2 separate regions of the Homo sapiens genome follow, and region 2 is linked to region 1. The links are chromatin contacts, found by Hi-C or POLR2A ChIA-PET in ENCODE. All regions are on one chromosome and are shown on one strand. The core of a region is the stretch at or near the end of the contact, and the rest is flanking DNA. Distances in the headings are between cores, read along the strand shown.

What was found. Hi-C counts contacts between places; a loop is a spot of excess contacts on that map. ChIA-PET counts read pairs that join two places held with the same protein, here RNA polymerase II (POLR2A). Pooled maps may share reads with other maps.
Region 2: a pooled map shows a loop between it and region 1 (8-fold over the local background). The contact joins two enhancer-like sites. A Hi-C loop is called at or near these places in 5 of 168 maps with a recorded cell type or tissue (CD8-positive, alpha-beta T cell, PC-3, naive thymus-derived CD4-positive, alpha-beta T cell and 2 more), 2 of 37 single-sample maps with no recorded cell type and 12 of 50 pooled maps. POLR2A ChIA-PET finds 5 or more read pairs at or near these places in 4 of 52 experiments (activated CD4-positive, alpha-beta T cell, activated CD4-positive, alpha-beta memory T cell, activated T-cell and 1 more).

The regions. Positions count from the first base shown.
Region 1 is chr10:12,402,200-12,410,140 of GRCh38, forward strand. The region is part of intron 1 of CAMK1D (calcium/calmodulin dependent protein kinase ID); the gene reads left to right. Among named protein-coding and RNA genes, the nearest start is that of CAMK1D, 57 kb to the left of the region's middle. RefSeq lists a silencer at 2,819-2,868 and an enhancer at 2,999-3,108. Within about 2 kb of position 3,477, at least 3 of the 41 ENCODE cell types and tissues checked have a DNase peak (open chromatin) inside an H3K27ac peak, as active enhancers do.
Region 2 is chr10:12,445,117-12,453,057 of GRCh38, forward strand. The region is part of intron 1 of CAMK1D (calcium/calmodulin dependent protein kinase ID); the gene reads left to right. Among named protein-coding and RNA genes, the nearest start is that of CAMK1D, 100 kb to the left of the region's middle. RefSeq lists an enhancer at 3,290-4,489. Within about 2 kb of position 3,740, at least 14 of the 41 ENCODE cell types and tissues checked have a DNase peak (open chromatin) inside an H3K27ac peak, as active enhancers do.

The DNA.
Region 1 (7,941 bases), core at 2,227-4,726:
CCAAAGTGCTGGGATTACAGGCACGAGCCACCGCGCCTGACTGCCATTTTTTGAGACAGCATTTCAATCTGTTGCTCAGGCTGGAGTGCAGTGATGTGATCACAGCTCACTTCAGTCTCTACCTCCCAGGCTCAATTGATCCTCCCACCTCAGCCTACTGGGTAGCTGGGACCACAGGCGGGCACCACCATGCCCAGCTAATTTTTGTTTTTTGTAGAGACAGGGTTTTGCCATGTTACTCGGGCTAGTCTCAAACTCCTGCTCTCAAGTGACCCGCCTGCCTCGGCCTCCCAAGTGGGACTTTTTATGCCACACTTAGTCATTTGGTTTTTATCCTGTCAGTGAGGAAATTAAACAGAAACATGATTAGCTTTTTTGTGTGTTTGAAAGACCACTTTGGAGCTGTCGTTAAAAAGTCTTAAGACTGGCGTTAGGGATTCCAGTTAAATTGCTCGTGGAGTCCTGGAACAGGGGAGTCAGGGAGAGGTTAGTGCCCCAAATCAGCAGTGGGGTTGGAGGGGCAGGATAGACAAAAGGATCCCTGAGGCAGTCACTTCATTGGGATCATTTTGGATTTAGGAGCATCAGTTGGAAGTGAAGGGCTAACAGGTCTCCTGCTTGGGTAATTGGTGATTGGTGCCTTCTACTGAGGATATACACAGGACCAGGTTTATGTGGGCAAAAGGTGATGAGTTCCAGATGCGCAGAATTGCGTGGATTGGAGAGACCTCAGCCTGGAGCTCTCCAGGGCTAGAATAAGATACATCATTCTGGCAGAAATACGGCTCCAGGATTATAACCTGCAAGCAGGCTTTTTTTTTTCCTTTTTCCCTTCGGTTTTGCTTTCTTGTTTTGCCTGCATTGTCTACTTAAGCAATTTATGTTGATCTGTTTGTTAGCAGAAAAGGAACAAGCAGCAAATGTGTGGAAGTACTCAGGAAGAAGGCAGAAGCCCTAATGATGCGATCTGAGGACCACGTTGGACACGTGAAGCCAGATGCAGTGAAAAGTTGTGAGCTGGTGTTTGAAAGTGATTTACAACAAGTTGGCATCCGCTTGCCAGCTTGTGTTCACATGGACATCTGCCCTGCAGAACTGCAGAATGGCTTAGAACACCGGTTCTGGTTTCAGGTGGACGTTGTTCACCCCTTCATGGGTGTGGGACCTTGGGTGAGTCCTCGCTCCGTGCCCACCTGTCTTTCTTGGATAAAGGTGATAATCGATCCCACTTTACTTGTGAGGATTCAGTGAGATGATTGATGATGTTTCTTAGCTCAGTTTCCAGAAGAGTGGGCACTCAAAAAATTGTCTCTTGAAGTATTTACATGAACAGCTATTCTATAAAGACTCAAAATTTACTATTGAATGTAAATCTGGGATGCAGAATTGGTTTTTTAGGTGATTTATTTTTCATTTATGAAGGCGTGCACCATAGAATTCCTGCAGAGAATGGGGATAGAAACCTCCCTGTTAATGCATTTAAAAATATTTGATTTGCAAAAAATTCAGTATACTTTAAAATAATTTTATTAATAATAATTTGTATTGTAACAACTATATTGTATAATGCATTGAACTTCTAAGTGTGTTTTTTCCCCCATCAGCATCTCAACTGTTCTTCCATAATAGGCCTTGAAGTAGGGTGGTTGTTTTGGCCCTGATGTTACCATTGCAGACGTGAGACTCATCCATGTCACAGAGCAGGTCCCTGGTTTCCCAGTTCTTGATATCTTGTGGCAGGTGGTAGTACTGGGGCCAATTGAAAACTTTCCTGTTGCTTTTGGAAAAAAAAAAAAGAAAAAAGATAAAAGAGACAAAAATGGGCATGTAGTTTTTTGAGCTTTTCTTTTTCTTTTTTTTTTTGAGACTGAGTTTCGCTCTTGTTGCCCCAGCTGGAGTGCAATGGTGTGATCTCACCTCACCGCAACCTCCGCCTCCCAGGTTCAAGTGATTCTCCTGTCTCAGCCTTCCCAGTAGTTGGGATTACAGGTGTCCGCCACCGCGCCCAGCTAATTTTGTATTTTTAGTAGAGGTAGGGTTTCTCCATATTGGTTGGGCTGGTCTCGAACTCCTGACTTCAGGTGATCCGCCCACCTTGGCCTCCCAGAGTGCTGGGATTACAGGCGTGAGCCCCTGCGCCCGGCCTTATTTGAGCTTTTCTAAAAGCAAGAAATTGAGGAAGAAACTCCTAACTGGGCAAATCCAGACCTTTTCTTAGTATCTTCAGAGAATATACAGTTGTGTCTAATTCTTTTTGGAAATATGGTATGCCTTATAAATAGGTACACCTTAATTAGTTGCAAAGATTTAAACAAGTGTAGGAAAGCTAGGAGAGAAAGCTGTTTGTTACTGTTCATTATGTATTGTACAGGGTGATGCTGAGATTGAGTTATTCTTGGTATGAATAACTTCCTTTGAAAGTTAGAATGATAGAGTTTTAGAACGTAAGGGACCTTAGATTTTAATCCGTAATGACCAAGAAAACTGTGTTTTTAAAAATTTTTTTTTTTTTTGAGATGGAGTCTCACTCTGTCACCCAGACCGGAGTGCAGTGGCATGATCTCAGCTCCCTGCAACCTCTGCCTCGTGGGTGATTCTCGTGCCTCAGTCTCACGAGAAGCTGGGACTGCAAGCATGCGCCACCACACCTGGCTAATTTTTGTATTTTTAGTAGAAATGGGGTTTCTCCATGTTGGTCGGGCTGGTCTTGAACTCCTGACCTCCATCCGCCTGCCTCAGCCTCCCAAAGTGCTGGGATTATAGACATGAGCCACCGCGCCTGGCTGGAAAACTGTATTTTTGAGCATTAAGTAATTTCCTTTAAATTTTTGTTGATAAAGGAGAGACCCAGCTGCCAAAGAGGCTTCTGTTCTGGGGGTAAGACTGGTCACTGCATGTTGAATTGACATCATTCAACCAAATGTGGTTTAGCCTGAGCCATCGTATTGTGGGTAAATGTGTAGTTTCTGTTGTGTCTTTGGAAATTCTAAAAATAGGCACTCCCCATACCTCCTTCTGGGGGTTTCCACAGCTGGCTTCAGCCCAGCCAGCTCATTTTGCAGACCTAAAGCGTTTAAGTTCCATGCCCATGGTCAGAGATGTGGGGACTTTGTAAAGTAATATTTCATCTCTAGTGCAGACATAATGCCCAGGAAACAGTTGCACTCATCAGCGAGCCTCGGAGTCATGTTCTTTATGGGTGACACAGTGATACAGCTGTAATATGCACCATGTTCAGTCCAGAGACAGGCAGTGAACTAACGAGAAAACTCCGCTGTTTGCTTAGACTTTCTGTGTATTGACTCAATGCCCACATTACTAAGCGCCCGTCTTTAAAAATTAGCCACAGTCTAGCACGTATAAACAGATAGGACAATTAACACCTGAAATTGTCTTGTTATATAAGTGAAACCAGTGAAACGTCATTAATCAAGACCCTCATACATTTGGAATGCCAAGTGACAGTCAACAGGGTTAGACCGAAGTTGGCTGGAGCCAGTATCTATGAGACAGGAGTTTGTTGAGCAAACCCGTGATATCAGCATGACATGGTCATATTGTTTAATCTGCTTTACAAGAACAAACACTTAGCTTTAATATTGGCATGCGTTGTTAAACATTTATTACAAGTACTTCTTATCAGGACCAACGAGACTTCTGCTTAGCAATAATTTGCCAGCCCTTTAAAGTTGTTTATGAATTTCAGAGCACTTAAATGGCGTTTTTATGTGAAGGTTTTGAAATCGACGGGAGAAAGGGCAAATGCGAGCATCTGATTTGTTTGTACCAGTGCTGCTTGGAAGAGGACTGGGCTTTGAGGAGACACTCAGCATTTCTTGTCGCGTGTAGGATTGAATGGGTGCATCAATCAAATGGTGCTGGGATTAGCGGTTGGCTTGTTGGGAAGAAAACAGCTCATTGTGTTTCTCAGTGGCAGTTCCATTGGCACCACAGCCAAGATGATCTTTCCTTGCTCAGGTTTGTGCTGTGCACTCCGGACATTCAGCTTCCCTGACTCCTACCCCGTGGAAGTTTGTTTCTGACTTGTTTCCAGATACCCCTGGGGAAACAGCTCCCTCCCTGGTTCAGGACCGTCATGTCGCGCCAAACACCAAAACAAATTCCAGGTATTAGAAAGTTCAGTGTAAAAACCCATAAAACAAGAAGAAAATACTAGTTAATATCTGGCAAAAGCTTTTTATTGTTATTGTTTTTTTAATTAAGCTGTTGGCCAGATGTGGTGGCTCATGCCTGTAATCCCAGCACTTTGGGAGGCTGAAGTGGATCATTTGAGCTCAGGAGTTCGAGACCAGCCTGGGCAACATAGGAAGACCCTGTCTCTACAAAAAACAAAAAACAAACCCTCCACAAAAATTATCAGGGCATGGTGGTGCAAGTCTGTAGTCTCAGCTGCTTGGGAGGCTGAGGCACAAGAATTGGTTGAGCCGGGGAGGCGGAGGTTGCAGTGAGCCAAGATCACGCCACTACACTCCAGCCTGGGTGACAAAATGAGACCCTGTCTCAAAAAAAAAAAAAAAAAAAAAAAAAAAAAATCAAGGTATTGAACTCTGTAAAGTCATGCGTCCAAATCTCCCTGGGCATCCTCCATTGCTGCGTAATAAGTCTGTGCCTCCAGTTGTCCTTATGTGGGCTATTCTAGCTCTTTCCCTTACAGTACAACTTGTTCCCCATTTTCTCTGACCTTTTATAGAGGAGATCGAGGCCACCTAGGGTGACGTCACTGCTTCACATCTTGATACCGCAGACTTGCTTTCTTTCTAGGGAAGGCTCCCTCTGCTGCACTTCCAAGAGTCCTGCTCCTTCAGACCCCACCCCCATGCCAATTTCCATTTTGCCTTCTCCTCTTCCTCTGTCCCTGCTGCCTATCACCCTCCTTATACTGTAAAATGCCCCTCTCATCTCCATCTTCCTGCACAGCCACCCTCCAGCCTCTCTCATGCCCTGCGTTCATGGCCAGACCTCTCCATGACTTCTTTCAGTCCAGGCTTGAGGAACCCAGGGCAGGAGGCCTGGCAGGGCGGGCAGAGCCGCCGTGAGGACTGGACTCAGTTGCCCATGGGATCCTGTCACCCAGCCCCAGCTTAAAACCCAGAAGCTCCCACTGCCAGGGGAAGGGAACTCCAGGAAATCATACCAGCCTTCCTTTTCACATTTCTTTCCTCACCATCCCCTACCTCAAGCTAGAAGTTTCCTTCTCACTGAAGCGTCTCTGGGAACGCCCCCATGGTTGCCTTCTCCCCCATCCCTGTCTGCTCTGCTGAGCCACAGTGTTGTCTTCTCTGACTCTAGGTCCCTTCTCTCCAGCTCCCTCCTCCATTACTTCATGGTAGCCCCTTCTTCTGGAAGCCTCTCTGAGACCCTGAGGGCAGGGAGTAACCAGCTCCTGCAATACAGTCTTCATCCAAGGATGGAGAAAGAGCTGGTTGAGCTGGTTGATTGAATATGAAATCTAGGAGGAGATTTACTTTCCCATTTCCAGCTGTGGTCCAAGTTGACCAGCATCATCCAAATAGGTGATTTGCTTGAGCATTTTACAATGATTCAAGCTCTAGGTACTTCCCCCCCGGGAAACACATATCCTGGGAAAAATGAAAACAAATTCCTCCTCAAGGGTGTGATTGGCTGACTCTTTTTTTTTTTTCTTTTTTTTTTTTTGAGAGAGACTCTCACTCTGTCACCCAGGCTGGAGTGCAGTGGTGCAATCTTGGCTCACTGCAGCCTCCACCTCCTGTGTTCAAGTGATCCTACTGCCTCAGCCTCCTGAGTAGCTGGGATTACAGGTGTGTCCCACCACGCCCAGCTAATTTTTATATTTTTAGTAGAGACGGTGTTTTACCATGTTGGCCAGGCTGGTCTCAAACTCCTCACCTCACGTGATCCACCCACCTTGGCCTCCCAGAGTGCTGGGATTACAGGCATAAGCCACCGCGCCTGGCCTCTTTCATTTTCTTTTTTTTTTGAGATGGAGTCTCGGTCTGTTGCCCAGCCTGGAGTGCAGTGGCATGATCTCGGCTCACTGCAAGCTCCGCCTCCCGGGCTCACGCCATACTCCTGCCTCAACCTCCCGAGTAGTTGGGACTACAGGCGCCCGCTACCTCGCCCGGCTAATTTTTTTGGATTTTTTTAGTAGAGATGGGGTTTTGCCATTTTCACCATGTTAGCCAGGGTGGTCTCGATCTCCTGACCTCGTGATCCACCCGCCTCGGCCTCCCAAAGTGCTGGGATTACAGGCGTGAGCCACCGCACCTGGCCTGACTCTTTCATTTTCAATGTTGTGTTTGAGACACCACAACTATGATTCTGCAAGGCACAGTCATGAAAATATTGGAACCAAAGGTGGGTGCATCTCCAGTCTTTTCCTTGAGAATTGTTTCTTTCCAGTGCACGTTGTGTGGGTGGTGGTGGGGGTGGTTCAGGTTCAGGTGGGTGTGGCCAGCGGAGGTGTGGGAAAATTTGCTGACTCCAGGATTAGCAACGTGCAAGGCCCGCTTTCTCCTCTTGGATGCTGCAAACAGTACGTGGTCTGTGATGTGCCCACGTGTTGGCATTTCCCTGTATGCCTCCTTGTCAGGTGATATAGGCGTCTTTTTCCTCTTTTATGGTTTTCGTTCATTTCTTTCTTTCTTTCTTTTTTTTTTTTTTTTTTGTTCTGAGTCGGAGTCTCTTTCTGTCGCCCAGGCTGGAGTGCAGTGGCGCGATCTCAGCTCACTGCAACCTCCACCTCCCGGATTCAAGCAATTCTCCTGCCTCAGCCTCCCGAGTAGTAGTTGGGACTACAGGCGTGCACCACCATGCCTGGCTAATACTTGTACTTTTAGTAGAGACGGAGTTTCGCCATGTTGGCCAGGCTGGTTTTGAACTCCTGACCTCAAATGATCTGCCTGCCTCAACCTCCCAAAGTGCTGGTATTACAGGCGTGAGCCACTGCACCCGGTTTTTGTCCATTTTTTACCTTCTCCATTCCTTATTTACCTACTTTATCCCCTCGTTCTGTAATCGTGTATTCAGCACCACGTTTGAGCAGGCACCGAGACCCCTCATGGTCCCTATTACGGTGGACTTGGCGCCTACACTCATGATTGGGAGAGGAAGTGGGCTCTGGGCTCTGAAAATGACTACAGATGAATAAGTTACACATTGTGATAACGGCTGTGATAGAGGATAGAGGGGAAGCAGGTGTATGCTGTTCTAGACAGGGTGGTCAGGAAGCCCCCAGTGCTACTTGAAATCTCTCCTTTTTCTTTTTAGTGGCGGGCTCTTGCTACGTGGCCCAGGCTGCTCTTGAACTCCTGGGCTCAAGCCATTCTTCCGCCTTGGCGTCTGGAGTAGCTAGGACTACAAGTTGACACCATCACACCTGGCTGAAAAATTTTCTTAAAAATAGCTTTATTGATGTATAAATTCAGAGATCATACAGTTCACTTCTTTAAAGAGTACCATTCTGTGTTTTTGGTATATTATTCTCCTTAAATTGTGGTAATATATAAAACACCATGTCTGCCATTTTAGCCATTTTTACTTGTAGAGTTCAGTGACATTAAGTACGTCCACAGCATTGTGCAATAATCTCCACTTTCTGTTTTCAAAATTTTTTCATCATCCCAAACAGAAACTCTGTACCCATTAAGCGGTAGCTCCGCAGTACCTCCTGTCTCACCACTGGTAACCTTGAATCTATTTTCTGTCTGTAAATTTGCCTATTCTCGGTACCTCAGAAATGGGATCATGAAATATTTGTTCTTTTGTGCCCGACCTCTTTCACTGGTACCCTGATGTCTTCAGGGCTTCTCTATGTTATAACATGGCTCAGAACTTCATTCCTTTCTATGGTTGAATAATATTCCATTGTATGGATATCACACATTTTGTTTATCTGTATTACTTGAAATCTTGATACATACTTTTTATTTTCTAAGCACT
Region 2 (7,941 bases), core at 2,490-4,989, 43 kb after region 1:
TGTTTTCTCAGTCTTAAGATTTCTGTTTGAATGTTAATGCATGCCGGCCAGTCGTGCCCGAATTCCAAAGGGAGGAGGGTAGAATGAGGTGTGTCCGATCCTCCCTTCCCATCATGCCCTGCACTAGTCTTTCAGGTTAACTTTGGAATCCCCTTGGCCAAGAGGAAGGTCCTCCATTCAGTCAGTTGAGGGGGTTTAGAATTTCATTTTTGGTTTACACCAATTAGAGTTCATGTGAGAGTTCTGAAATGAAACCTCACCTTGGAGAATGAGTAGAATTTAGTCAGACTTAGCTTTGGTTCTGCCATTTTGTTTTGGCTTCCTTTCACATGAAGACAGGCCATTGTCCTGTTTGCTCTTGTTCCTTGGCTGGTTTCAATGTTAGCATTGCCCTTACAGACTGGGCAGAAGAGTAGACAGACTTTTCTTTGGGTATTCAAAATATCACCATCAAGTACTGTTAACGTGCTTTTTTAGACTGGAAACTTTCCCAAGGCCGTTTTCCCCACCCACTGACTTGCCTTTAGCCATGATCATCATTGCTTTTGTCCTGTCTGTAAGAATAAAAAGAAAAAGTCCTTTTAATGTAAAAGTCATAAACCATGTCCTGACAACTGCAGAGAATTATATTGCTCATTTGTTTTTATTGTTAGTATAACTTTTAATTGTCTTCCTTATCTTTGTGCCTGACTGTTGTTTGCTGGCTGAAGTTAACTATGTTTTGAAAGTCAGTTCAGAGGTGAATGAATGGTGAGGTCATCATAGCAGATATAGACATGTTGGCGTTTTTTTTCTGAATGTCAAATGCTAATTTTAGCCATAACAAATTTTGAAAAAGAATGAAAAGTTCCCAGCGAGGGAAATAAAGGTATTCTGTGTGGGAGGCACCTGTTATTTGCAGATAGTACTGTTCATTTCTTTTGCAGATATGAAATACAGTCTCTTTGCCTCAATTATTACTTCATCCTTCAGCCTGCTAGTGTTACAGAAAAGGGGTCATGATCCAGGCCCCAAGAGATGGTTCTTGGGTCTCGTGCAAGAGAGAATTCAGGGCAAGTCCACAGAGTAAAGTGCAAGCAAGTTTATTAAGAAAGTAAAGGAATCAAGAATGGCTAATCCATAGACAGAGCAGCCCCGAGGGCTGCTGGTTTCCCACTTTTATGGTTATTTCTTGATGATATGCTAAACAAGGGGTGAATTATTCATGCCTCCCCTTTTTAGACCATGTAGGGTAACTTCCTGATGTGGCCTTGGCATTTGTAAACTGTCATGGTGCTGACAGGAGTGTAGCAGCGAGGACAACAAGAGGTCACTCTCGTCGCCATCTTGGTTTTGGTGGGATTTGGCCGCTTCTTTACCGCAGCCTGTTTTATCAACAAGGTCTTTATGACCTGTATCTTGTGCCGACCTCCTGTCTCATCCTGTGACTTAGCATGCCTTAACTGCCTGGGAATGCAGCCCAGTAGGTCTCAGCCTCATTTTACCCAGTCCCTACTCAAGATGGAGTTGATCTGGTTCCAGTGCCTCTGACACTAGTATTTGAGGAAGCTCAGATGTTTCTAAAGTCTGGATAGTAGCCATGATATAAATCCTTTCTCTTTTTGCAGTTGGAGACTTTACAGCAAGCTCTATGCCGGTGATTCCCAAGCCCTTTGGAGTTAGAACTCTTTGTCCTTGTTGTTCTGGTTTGAGTCTACCCTTCCTTCCCTGCTGTCAGATACTGTGTGCTGTATCTTAGTTGGATGTTGACTTCCTTTGAGAATTCTTTGATCTTTTCTGAGAATTACATGAGATACCTTAAATTGGGCTAAATGTAGGGAAGGGATTTTGGAATAGAACTAGGGAGTGTCCCAACTGGCAGCTTCCCCAATTCATCCTAAGACATTTTGCCATGTCTAGGATGGGTTGTTTAAGACAACGTCTCCTTTTCTGGGATGTTCGAAACTCAGTGTTTGGGTCTAAGTTTTTTCCACTGTGTCTCTCTCTCTCTGTCTTTTTTTACTGAGTATATTCTTCTGCAGAATGGTCTGTATCTCGTGTTAGCTTCAGAAGGCACCACTTTCAAGAGGTAATTAAATTATAAAGATTTGTTCGAAGTCATTATCAATACTGGAGAAGTTAGCAAAGGTATTGGAAGGCCAACAACAATTTATTTCCCATGTCACTCTTTCTGCAGAAACTCACCTAGAGTCCTTAAAGGGAATAACTGGTAACTTTCTGATATATCATGATGAGAGGCCTCTGCTGGCCACTGGGCAGCCTTCAGATAGTTTTTTCCTTTTTTAAAATGTTTAAATTTTTAGGGCTAGGTGTGGTGGCTCATGCCTGTAATCCCAACACTTTGGGAAGCTGAGACAGAAAGATTGCTTGAGGCCAAGAGTTTGAGAACAGCCTGGGCTACATAGCAAGACCCCGTCTCTCCAAAAAATTAAGAAATTAGCTGAGTGTAGTTGTGTGCACCTGGGGTCCCAACTACTCAAAAGAGTGAGGTGGGAGGATTGCCTGAGCCTGAGAGGTTGGGACTGAAGTAAGCCAAGATTGTGCCACAGCATTCCAGCCTTGGTGATAGAGTGAGATCCTATTTCAAAAAAAAATATTGATTTTAAGTTAATTTTGTAGTTCACTGTAGTCTTGAACTCTTGGACTCAAGTGATCCTCCTGCCTCAGCCTCCTGAGTAACGAGGACTACAGGTATGTATCACCATGCTTGGCTGATTTATTTTTTTTACTTATTTTTATTATTATTATTTTTTGAGATGGAGTTTCGCTCTTGTTGCCCAGGCTAGGGTGCAATGGCACAATCTCGGCTCACTGAAACCTCTGCCTTTGGATTCAAGTGATTGTCCTGCCTCAGCCTCCCAAGTATTTGGGATTACAGGTGTGTGCCACTACACCTGGCTAATTTTTTTCTGTTTTTAGTAGAGACAGGGTTTCACCATGTTGGTCAGGCTAGTCTCGAACTCCTGACCTTAAGTGATCCTCCTGCCTTGGCCTCCCAAAGTGTTGGGATTACAGGCATGAGCCACGACTCCTGGACTTTTTTACTTACTTTTACTTTTTGTATTTTTATTTTTACTTATTTTTATTTATTTATTTTTTTGTTTCTCTATATTGCCCAGGCTGATCTTGAACTCCTGGCCTCAAGTGATCCTCCTGCCTTGGCCTCCCAAAGTGTTGGGATTACAAGCGTGAGCCACGATGCCTGGATTTTTTACTTATTTTTACTTTTTGTATTTTTATTTTTGCTTATTTTAATTTTTATTTTTTTTTTGTTTCTCTATATTGCCCAGGCTGATCTTGAACTCCTGGCCTCAAGTGATCCTCCTGCCTCAGCCTCCCAAAGTTGCTGAGATTACAGGTATGGGCCACCATGCCTGGCCCACAGAGTTCTCTGGAGGAGAAACTGTAGAGCCGTGTGGATTCTTGCCTGGGTTTGTTTAGAGATACTACGGACTTCTTGCCTAGGTTTGTTTGGAGAAGAGTCAAGCAGTACTTGAGTGATTTGAATTTTTGTTGAGAAAAACAAAGTGAAAAACATTTTTTCGACATCAGATATGTTGTTTTAGCCTCTGTGGCAGATTTTATTTTTCTCTTTTACTTTTTGTTTTTATCCTTTTGTACTATTTTTAAAGAAAGGAATGAGAAGAAATTATCCCCGGACCATTCCTCCCGGTGAAAAACATGAAATGTGACTATCCGGAAATGGAGTGTGATCACAGGGGCACGTACGGCTGAGTCATCCAAAACGCTGACTGTCGTGTAGGGCTCCGTGGTTTTGGTGGTTTTCTTAACTTCTCTGTGCCCTGGTTACTTCATCAATGTGATGGAGATAATAATCTCATCGGATGTTGTGATTTACTGAGATCATTCTTGTAAACACTTAGAATAGTTCCTGGTACACAGCAAGCGGTTTGTGATTGTTATTGTATGATTCTATCCAGATTCTATTACGTCATGTTACTATGTTATGAAAGATTCCAGTTCCTTGGTGCACTGATGTGGTCTTTGAAACTCAGAACAAATGTTACCTGGGCCGATGTTACATGAGTATTTGGCCATTAAAATCAGATAAAGAGGCCAACCTAGCAAGTTACTCTCATTGAAGTGTGGCTTGTCTGCCATCCTCATTGGGAGCACGTAGAACCTCCCCAAGCTGAGTGGGCAGGGTCCGTGTGGCTGTGTGAAGGGCCCCGTCGTCTTGTGTAGCTGCTCCCGTGTTGAGAGTATAGCATGTTGAAAACAGCCTTGGCAGGAACCACGCTTGCTGTTAACCAGCTCGTCCACTAACCAGCTGTGTATACCCTAGGTCAGGCCAGCTGTTTAAAAAAAAAAAAAGTGAAGATATTTGCTAAGAGAGTAGATCTCAAGTGCCATCATCACACGCACACAAGGGGTGATGATGGCAGTTGATAGGTATGTTAGCTTGATCATGGTGATCATTTTATGATGTATACATATATCAAAACATCATGTTACGATGTATACATATATCAAAACATCATGTTACGATGTATACATATATCAAAACATCATGTTGTATACCTAAATATATACCATTTTTATTTGTCAGTCATACCTCAGTAAAGCTTAAAAAAAGACACATGTTGGCCGGGCGTGGTGGCCCACGCCTATAATCATTTGGGAGGCCTAGGTGGGTGGATCACTGGAGGTTAGGAATTTGAGATTAGCCTGGCCAACATGGCGAAACCCCACCTCTACTAAAAATATAGAAATTATCTGGGCATGGTGGCAGGCGCCTGTAATCCCAGCTAACTGGGAGGCTGAGGTGGGAGAATCGCTTGACTTGGGAGGCAGAGGTTGCAGTGAGCCGAGATTACACCACTGTACTCCAGCCTGGGCGACAGAGCGAGACTCCATCTCAAAAAAAATACACACGTATATAAAAAAAGTAAATTGGAGACATCTTGATGTTACACCCATACTAACAGTAGTGTCAATCTCTGTTCCTTCACCCAAGGAAGGAAAGAAGGAAGGAAGGGAGGGAGGGTGGGGAGAGAGAGAAAGAAGGAAGGAGGGAAGGAAAAAGGGAAAGAAGGAAGGAAGGAAGAAGGAAGTTTCCCTATGTAATTAAAATAGCATTATCACAACTAATACAATTAATACTAATTTCTTAATATCCAGTTTGTATTCCAGTTTCCCCAGTTACATTTGGGTTATATACTGAGTTTACAGCTCCACAGTCTCTTCGTGTGGGGAATGAGGAGGTGGAACTAACTCCATGAGCTCTCAGGTTTATATAAGCGTGAAAGTTTTATGTTTAATACCATTAGGAAGAGCCGTTGTGATTTTGTTAATTTCTTGTTCTTAAAGAAGGATCGAAGCTTTAGAGACATAAACGTGGCTCTCTAGCCAGGTGAAATGGAAATCTGGAAGTTATTTGGTTAAGAGAATAAATAGGGATGGGTTAGTGGTGTCTCCAGCTGGGCTTGGCTTGTAGATTGGGCAGCTCACACATGGACAGTGGTTTGATGACTTGTGTACTGGCCAGAGAGAAGGAGGCTGTGTCCTGGTCTGAGACCCAGCAGGTTTGAGGTCTTGTATTTTCTAGTCTCCATAAATGTTCCCAATGCCATTTCGAGTTACAGTGAGGACTTGGACAGCCCTTTGCATTTAGTTTTGTTTTGTTATTTGAGACTCTGGTGTTTTCTTCAAGGAGGCTAAATGCTGGGTCTATTGGGTTACCTGTCTAAGGAAACTCCCATTGTTCCAGAATAAAAGAAGGATGAAAAACTCATGCTTTGACTGCCTGGCGGCTATCAGGTGCTGCTGGCCCCAGAGGTTATGAGCCAACTGGCATGTCCTGCGCCTCATGCAGGCTCCCACTGTGAGAACCAGCTTTGAAGACCTCCCACCTAGACCTGCCCGCCATGTAAGAGGTGCGGTGCTGGGTGTCTGCCATGGGCCGGGGAGTGAGGAGAACCATTCTTTCCCACATGAGCTCTGAACCAATTGAGAAGTAGGGCTGAGGGGCCAGGCAGGTGGAGATCAAAATGTTAAATTCATTCCTGATAAAAGTTCCATTGGAGGACTGGGGCATGTTTTAATAAAGGGCTTCCTCACTCTCAACCTCAGAAGCAGTCCGCCTAGCCCCCTGCAGGCTCCTCCTCTGGCCCAGAGGAGAGATGTAGTCTGTGGGCTTCCCACGGGTTCCCAAGAGAAAGGAGGGAGAAGGAGCTGGGCTGGTGCCCTCCATCCCCTCCTGGCCAGCTGGGTAAGTCTGTTCTCTTGCCTTGGGAGGAGGAAGAGGTAGGAGGGCCTGGAGGAGATTCCTCTGTAGACATTGGGAACCTGCTCCATCTTCACTCTTGCCCTCTTCTTGGGACCTGGTATCCCCAGGGACCCAGTGCCCTGGCTCCATTTGAGGATTTCCACCCTGGGGCAGCTCTTTTCCTGTCTCAGCTTCACAGACTAATTTATTTAGAGGGGGCGAGAGAAATGAGATAAATTCTGATAATAGTGGCACTTAATAAATATTAATTGTCATTCATATACATGATATGCATTTCTTGAACTGGTAAATCTTTCAAAGAATTTATTTTACAATTTCTCTCAAACTCTGAATATTTGTGGAGTAAATGAATATACCAATCCTTTGTTGCATTGGGAGGCAGAGACTTGAGGATGGTTATGTGTTTGTGTGTGTGTGTGTGTGTTGGAGAGTGGGTCAGAGACGAAGTGGGACAGGGAGCTAAGGCTTCTGGAAGATTCCCTGGGGGATGTCCATGTTCTCAGTGTCCCGGGGGCTACTCTGGCCGATGGGCCTTCGACCACCGGGGTCCCAGGAACCAGAGCAACAGAGACATTGGGGATCTGAAGCAGCACATGTGCTGGGGGCCGCCTCCTTTTCCAAGTGGCCAATAGCCCCTTAATTGAGGGAGAGGAACCATCCAGGTTCAGAGGCAAAGCCCACTTGAGAGGGAAGGAGGAGAGTCTCGTGGAGCAGGCGAGTCAGGTGGGCGATGTTTGCGGATCCCTTTGCAAGCCTGTTTTCACAGTGTTTTCAGGTGTGTTCTGAGAGCAGCGTATGGAACCCGACAATGACCTTTGTTCACATTAATGGAGCAGATGATTGCATTGCATTTTTTGGGTTCTTAAAAAAATGGTAATATGTATTATTGTAAACTGAATTTACAATATTTATACAATTATTTATATTGATTTATATTGTATAAATATACAGTGTCCAGTTTTTCTCACATCTAGCCCCTTTCTTCCTTTCATTTACAAAGAAATCATAAGGAAATTTCTCAGAATGTTATGTGGACTGAATAAATATTTATACATTATAAATAATTGTATAAATATACAATATTGTATACAATACAGTACAATTATTTATAATGTATAAATATACATTTATTTGTATATGTATTTGTATGTATAAATATGCATTATGGTCCATATATCAATACACATTATAGTAATATGTATTAATGTAAGTTTGACCATTTTGACTTTTTTTTTTTGAGACCGAGTCTCACTCTGTCGCCCAGGCTGGAGTGCAGTGGTGCAGTCTTGACTCACTGCAACCTCCGCCTCCTGGGTTCAAACAATTCTCCTGCCTCAGCCTCCCGAGTAGTTGGGATTACAGGTATGCACCACTATGCCTGGCTAATTTTTTTATTTTTAGTATAGACGGGGTTTCACCATATTGGTCAGGATGGTCTTGAACTCCCGCCTTGGCCTCTCAAAGTGCTGGGATTACAGGCATGAGCCACCGCGCCTGGCCCATTTTGACTGTTTTTAAGAGTACAGTTCAGTGGCATGAAGTATATTCACATTGTTGTGCAGCCATCGCCACCATCCATCTCCAGAACTTTTTCATCTTCCCAGACAGAAACTCTGCCCTCATTCAACAGCAACTCCTCATCTTCTCTCCTCCCAGTCTACGGCCAGCCCCATTCTACTTTCTCCCTCTAT